Regions from separate parts of the Homo sapiens genome. Here region 2 is linked to region 1. A link is a contact called in ENCODE Hi-C or POLR2A ChIA-PET data. All regions are on one chromosome and are shown on one strand. The core of a region is the stretch at or near the end of the contact, and the rest is flanking DNA. Distances in the headings are between cores, read along the strand shown. Region 1 overlaps PEX14 (peroxisomal biogenesis factor 14). Region 2 overlaps CASZ1 (castor zinc finger 1).

Region 1 (3,374 bases), core at 524-3,023:
CCCCAACACTGAAATATCCCATTCCTCAAGGCCTGGCTTCAAGTTTCCCAAAAGCCATCCCTAAGTGGCCCTCGCCCTCCGCAGAGCTCTTCCTGCTCTGAATAACTTGGGGCTCTCTTCTACGCCCAACCAGGCAGCTCTGCACCAAATGATACACAATGTTGTGCTATTTGCTAAAATTACATACAGTCGTGTGCAGTTTGCTCTTATTTCATATGTATAAATGCCTTTTCTTCCCAAAGTAAAACACGTGAATTACTCAAGAACAAGGTTTAGTTTTATTCCTCAATTGTCTGTTCCCCATCCTCAGGCCTGAGCTGAGCTAAGCTGAGCATGCAGGAGACAGCAAATACACATGGCCTGAGAAAGCTCCCTCCCTGTGGAAGGGCTGACTGCTGTGTGTTTTCACAAACCGCAACACCACCACACTGAGCTGTGGGGCTTTCTGTGCAAGGGGGCTGCCCATCTTGTGCCCCCGCCCTGCCACACGAGTCCTCAGCGGGCTCCTCTGCCTGACACCCTCCCAACACCACTCCCAGGAGGAAGAAGCAGTTCACACAAGACCACGCGACTCAGCTGGTGCCCCCGTTTAATCAGGCTGCTGCAAATGCTTGGCCAAAAGCAATAAGGGCATGACTGAGAGACTGTGGGAGTTTAATATAAAAAATTTAATAAACAAAAAAGTGGGGGAAGGAGAAAGGGTCTACCTTTTAATAGGGCCCTAATTACCCAACTCATAGGATCAGCCCAAATGAGATGGGAGTTTATTTCGGGGGTTTTTTTAATTATTATTTTATATATATATATAAATTGCCGCTATGTGTTTTCTTTCCTCTGAGCAATTATGCAGCAAGTACGTAAAGAGGAGAAAAAATATTAATTAAATATAAGGTAATTGTGGAGTTGGCCTGGAGAGAATGAGTCTGAACTCTGGACGATCACAGGCTACTAGGGTTTGAAGACTGCTCAGGGCCTCCCAGAAAAGAAAGAAATAAAAATACAACCAACCAACAAGCAGATGCACAGTACAGCAGGAAGAGCAGGGCACAGAAACACTAGCAGAGCAAGGGGTCTGCAGGGCTCCAAATACCAGAAATCAGTGAGCTGGCCAACTGCTCAGGGCTCCCAAAGAGCTTGTCGAATCAAGCCCCAAAAGATGGACTGGCCACTCCTCCGATGACCAGTTAAATGGGTACATCAAAATTTGAAAAGAGAGAGGAAGGAAAGGACTGCAGCGGCCTATGGTGTTCAATCTGCACTTCAGTCTAAAACAACCACAACTTCGGCCTGAGGGGCACTGAGGCAGGCCCCAGGGAAGCAGGCAGACGTCCGGAGAGACTAGCAAGGTGGGGCCTCCTGGGCTTTCCCACCACCATGACCTCAAGGAAGGAACTGGGCAATACCAAAAGAGTGAAACGAGGCCACCGTGGGAGTGCTGGGATATAAGCCCGTAACTGGTGACGTAACAGCAGGTGACATGAATGACAACACTGCTCCCCTGAAACAGTCCCAGCAGTGCTTGTATCACCTCGGCCTTTCTACAGACAGCTCAACTGGATCCAACTCGCCCTCAGCCTGGGAAAGCCTTCGTACACACTGGAATTCAGACGTGTTCATACCCGCTAAGTCCCTCACGTCATCTCCTCCCGCGACTGCCAGAAGGGGAGTGAAGCAGAACAGGTGAAACCACAGGCCCTGCTGAAACAAAGCCTTGGCAGTACAGCCCTACGCCTGCTATCGCTACGCAGGAAGAAAAAGCTCTGAAAAGTTAAACCTAGAGCTGGCTCTCCCATCAAACTTATCTGGTTTATACAGAGCCAGTCTTACTACCCAGCCAAGAGGACTTACAGCAGGCCCTGAAAAGCAAAAAAGAATGAAAATGGGGTGGGCAGCCTGGGACTCTGGCCACCAAATGAAAAGCACTTGGGAGAGAAAATTACCTGCAGTGCTTAATAGGCCTCTTCCCTATCCATAGTCTAAGAAGACAGCGTTGGGAATGACAATCACACAATTACTGACCAGGCAAAACCAGAATTCCATCGCTTACCTGTTCTTTAAAGACCACTGAGGCGCTCGCACCCTGAGGGGCAGAGCAGAGGGCGGCTACTTCAAACAATCTAGAAGCCCAGCCACCTCACTCCACCTCAGCCTCCCACGGGCGCAGGAATCTCACTAATTACTATTGATCAGCCACAAACAAAGTGGTGCAGGACCATCTGGGGTGGATGCTTTTAGTCCTAGAAAGGACCAGCCTTTACTAAGGAGAGATCTCACTCGTCCCCACACGCGAGAAGAGAAGTCAGAGGTCACTGACAGAGGCAGTCTCTAGGTAACAGCTACTTTTAAAGGGACACTACTGACGCAGAACCATAGGAACAGAAGGTTTCTTTTCACTCGCGTGGCATTTTAATTACTAGAAAGTGATACCACATATCTTGGGTACTTACCAGCGGCTCTCGAGGCAGCACATTTTCACTTCCTGGAGTAGAGCTTGGCTGCAGAGAAAAATGGAAACAAAAATAAGATCACAGTGCCACCCAATGGACATCAAAAAACCAAAGATGTTCCGTTCTCAAACGATGCACGCTGGCACCTCTTTCTCACATCTCTCACTGGTTTTTCACGACACAAGAGTATTTTGCAGTGGACTACCTGTAAAAAGTAGCCCAAAGAGTCTGAATTCACCAGGGAAGATGAAGACTGTTTCTGGGTTCACTTGTCACACCACTCCAAGAACAAGGCTTGGTTCTGCTCAGGAAGGCCCACGATCACCTACTGAGCAGCAAGGGCTGGGGACCATCCCAAAATCCACGGGAAGAGTAGAGTCCAGAGAAAAGGCCTGAAGAGAGAGCACAACACCTCCTCTTTCTGCCACCTCCCCAACGTCAGGGGACTGGGAAGAAAAGTCGCGCAGCAGTGGAGAACCAGATTCCACCACCAGGGGGCCCCAGCTGCCCACGCTCAGGATTTTCTCTGGGCATCTAGTTTCTGGAGCCCAGAAGCCAGTAAACTACACAGGTTCCTATTCATCACCTGCCACTAAGGACACCACCCCACAATAGTAAAGAAAGCCCCAGGCTTAAATCCTTCTTGGAAATAAGCTAGTGACAGGCTGGCATATAAGCAGACCAACCTCCAGGCGAGCAGGCAGCACTGTGGCCGAGGCCCTGGCTCTAGCCCGTTTCCTCTTCCTTGGGGCCACTACCTCACCCTCACAGGCGCCTTCGACCCTTGACTGATCTGGCCAAAATTTAGAGAAAGGGAGAGGCAGAGGTAGAGACAGATTCTGAAGAAATTTACAAATCTCCAAAAGAATAAAGTAAGCAGGTATGCTGCTAAGTGAGCTATGATTAGTTTACTGTGACTGATGGTCA
Region 2 (3,374 bases), core at 228-2,727, 220 kb before region 1:
CAGCACTTAGGGAGCCGGAAGCGGGCAGATTGCTTGAGGTCAGGAGTTCGAGACTAGTCTGGCCAACATGGTTGGAAACCCCACCTCCACTAAAAGTAAAAAAAAAATTAGCCAGGTGTGGTGGCGAGTGCCTGTAATCCCAGTTACTCGGGAGGCTGAGGCACAACAATTGCTTGAACCCGGAAAGCAGAGGTTGCAGTGAGCAGAGATCACACCAAGGAATTTGATGGCTTTATCAGAAATACCAAATGCACAAATGCACTCCAGCCTGGGCAACAGAGCAAGAGAGACCCTGTCTTAAAAAAAAAGAAAAGAAAAGAAAAAGAAAGAGGCAGTAATTCCTCTTGTGGGCAAGGTTCTGCAGAATGATTTGGCTCCTGCAGGTTAAGTGCCCAGTCATAGGTGTGGGATAGAGCAGACTCCTACGGATGCCAGTGGAGACGTTGTGGGCCTGGGTCTGCTGCCCACTCCCCAGTGGGTCAGGACTCCGGCAGGGTCTCCTGGGCTAAAGCATGGAGGTGACTGTGTCCCAAGGCACTGGCAGCTCTGCCCAGCCTGTTCCTTTCCCACCCTCTGGCCCTCAGCGACTTTGGCTGCATGTGCCTCTGGCAGGGCAGAACCAGAAGTGGGGGCCTAGTGGCCTTCCAATTTGGGGTTCTTGGAGAAGGAGCCTGGCGTGCCCTCCTTGGGGAGCAGGTGGACAGACTGGATGTTTTATGGAGTCTGGGGGAGTCCTGCGGCAGCTATATCTGTTAAATGCCAAGAAGCCAAGTTGGTTTAATATGATTGTAGCTGCTGCTTTGATAAATCAAAATAATTAAAAATAATAAATTTGATTCCTCAACCAACAGGCTGTGTGTGGGCGCAGGGCCTGGGCTGCCGAGTCAGGGCCGAGGAGGTGGGAGTGGGCACGGGGACACAGGAAGGCCTGTCTTGTGGGATCCTAAATGGGGAGTGGACGGCAACAGGGCGGAAGGGGAGACTGCGAACCAGTCGGGGGAGGAACATCTCTCACTTAGCAGAGCCGAGCCCTGCTGTCCACAAGCCTGGGCTGGGGCCCCAGCTGGGCCTGCCCCTGGCCCTGTGGCATTGGGCCAGCCTCAGTTTCCTCATCTGTCAAATGGGAAGGCAGTTCCACCCACCTCCCAGGGATGTGTGAAGTCAGGCTTTGCTGAGTGTGTCTGCCCAGTGTTGAATGGGCCTCCGTAGCCCCCTCGGCCCGTCCCTGCACCCGCTTTGGTCGCTGAGGCGACCAGGCGTGCTCGCAGCGGCTGCACAGCCTTAAAGGCCCACCAGCCTGCCCGGACTCTTCCTCCCACTGATGGCTGTTGTCCTACCACAGGATTGTTCTGTTTATGAGGACGTCCTCCGGTGCAGGACGTCTCTATTCATAGCTCCCTTCGGCTTCCAGAGTTGGGTCAGGAAGCCCCATGCCACGCCCTGGGACCGAGTTCAGGGTGCCGGCAGCTCTGACATCAGTTGGGGGGGAATTGGCAAGGGTTTTCTACCTCCGCCCCTGTCCCCTGCCCCCTGCCCCCCATCCATGTCCTCAGGAGCCGTATTTGGTGTCTGATCCCAAAGTGTCTGAGCAGCTGGAAATCTGAACTGGTTGGAGGGGGCAGGGGCTGGTGAGGAGGGAGGGACAGGGTGTCTGTCTCTTTAAATGCACTTTGTGTCAGTGCGATAAGGAATTTGATGGCTTTATCAGAAATACCAAAGCTTTATTTAGCAGGGTGAGGCTCACACCACTCAGCTCCACACAACCTGCTGATAAATAGCAAAAAAGAAAAGAAAAGAAAAAAAAACCTCCAACAACTCACCAACACCCCAGCACGGCAAGGCAGGAAAGATGCATCGGACAGAAAGGCAGAGAAGCCAAGTGGGAAGTTTGGGGAACTGGGGAGCTGCAGAGGCTGGGGGTGGGGTGAGTGGGTTCCGTGGGAACTGCAGGGGCTTTTTGGAAAGTGCTGATAGGCAGGCGTTCGTAGATTTTTCTGTCATTAGGTAAAAATACTATAATGATTTTGATTCTTCCAGAGAAAGGGCTTATTAAGGAGACACGCCCTCCCCAGTGTCCTCGCTGGCCGTCTGTCCCTCCTGCTCCTGTCCCTCCAGCAGCCCAGCCCATCTGAGTCTCTCTAGGGGAGCCCTGAGGCCCAGCCCTCTGCTAGGTCTGTGCCCCGCCTGCCTGTGCTGGTGAAGGCAGGGGCAGCCTTGAGATGGGGGAGAAGTTTGACCGAACGTAAAAGAGACTGCCAGGGAGAGAGAGCCGCCTGTCATTGCAACTCCAAGAAAGGGACCCCCGCTCTGTACAATGTGGCTAAGGAAGCTGGAGAGGGGAAGGCTTGAGAAAGCCTTTGGGGGATGGACTGACTCCATGCTCAGGGCCGGGTCTCAGCCCAGGGAGGTGGCCTGGCCCTGCCTACTAGTGGCATTCCAGGACTTTCTGTGCTACCTGCCACTGGGCAGCTCTTGGGGAGCCCCTCCATCCTGGCCAGTCTAGATTTATTGTGCTGTCTAGAGGGTCAGCAGAACAGCAGAGTGCCACTTCCGCCTGTTCTTCCTCTTCTTACTCTCTGCACCGGGGCATTCGTTCTGCTGCTCTCGCTTGGGGAGCCCCTTCCCTTGGGTCTGGCTTTACGCTCAGCACAGGGGCTCAAGTGCAGCCACCCTCAGTATCCCCCCAGATGGTCCATACGTCTCCCTCTGCCCACTGCTCCCCATGAATCTTTTGATGTGAGCAAGCCAGATTTAAGCCGGGGTCCCCATCCATGCCTCTCTGCCTGTGCCTCTTCTAGCCGGCTTGTGCATGTGACTTCCTCTGGAAATGGAGGCAGGTATCAGCACTCCGGGTCTACCCGAGAGCCATGTGGATGGGGAGCGGATTGGGTGCTGTGGAGTGTGGATTGGGTGCTGTGGGGTGGGGATTGGGTGCTATGGGGTGGGGATTGGGTGCTGTGAGTGTGGATTGGGTGCTGTGGGGAGCAGATTGGGTGCTGTGGAGAGCGGATTGGGTGCTGTGGGTTGTGGATTGGGTGCTGTGGGGAGCGGATTGGGTGCTGTGGGGTGTGGATTGGGTGCTGTGGGTGTGGATTGGGTGCTGTGGGGTGCGGATTGGGTGCTGTGGGGTGCGGATTGGGTGCTGTGGGTTGTGGATTGGGTGCTGTGGGGTGTGGATTGGGTGCTGTGGGGAGCGGATTGGGTGCTGTGGGGAGCGGATTGGGTGCTGTGGGGTGTGGATTGGGTGCTGTGGGAAGCGGATTGGGTGCTGTGGGGAGAGGATTGGGTGCTCTGGGGTGTGGATTGGGTGCTGCCGGGAGAGGATTGGGTGCTGCGGGGAGTGGATTGGGTGCTGTAGGTGCGGATTGGATGCT

Evidence for each region. A loop is a pair of places that touch in the nucleus more often than their neighbours do. ChIA-PET counts read pairs that join two places held with the same protein, here RNA polymerase II (POLR2A). Pooled maps may share reads with other maps.
Region 2: a loop to region 1 is called in a pooled map, with 2.2 times the contacts of the local background. The contact joins two enhancer-like sites. A Hi-C loop is called at or near these places in 1 of 50 pooled maps. POLR2A ChIA-PET finds 5 or more read pairs at or near these places in 3 of 52 experiments (BJ, HEK293 and Panc1).

Annotation. Positions count from the first base shown.
Region 1 is chr1:10,494,395-10,497,768 of GRCh38, reverse strand. It overlaps PEX14 (peroxisomal biogenesis factor 14), which reads right to left. Exons shown (of 9, transcript NM_004565.3): 2 at 2,448-2,495. Among named protein-coding and RNA genes, the nearest start is that of PEX14, 21 kb to the right of the region's middle. RefSeq lists an enhancer at 2,281-2,340 and a silencer at 2,803-3,097. Within about 2 kb of position 1,773, at least 20 of the 41 ENCODE cell types and tissues checked have a DNase peak (open chromatin) inside an H3K27ac peak, as active enhancers do.
Region 2 is chr1:10,715,813-10,719,186 of GRCh38, reverse strand. All of the region lies in intron 2 of CASZ1 (castor zinc finger 1), which reads left to right. Among named protein-coding and RNA genes, the nearest start is that of CASZ1, 79 kb to the left of the region's middle. Within about 2 kb of position 1,477, at least 2 of the 41 ENCODE cell types and tissues checked have a DNase peak (open chromatin) inside an H3K27ac peak, as active enhancers do.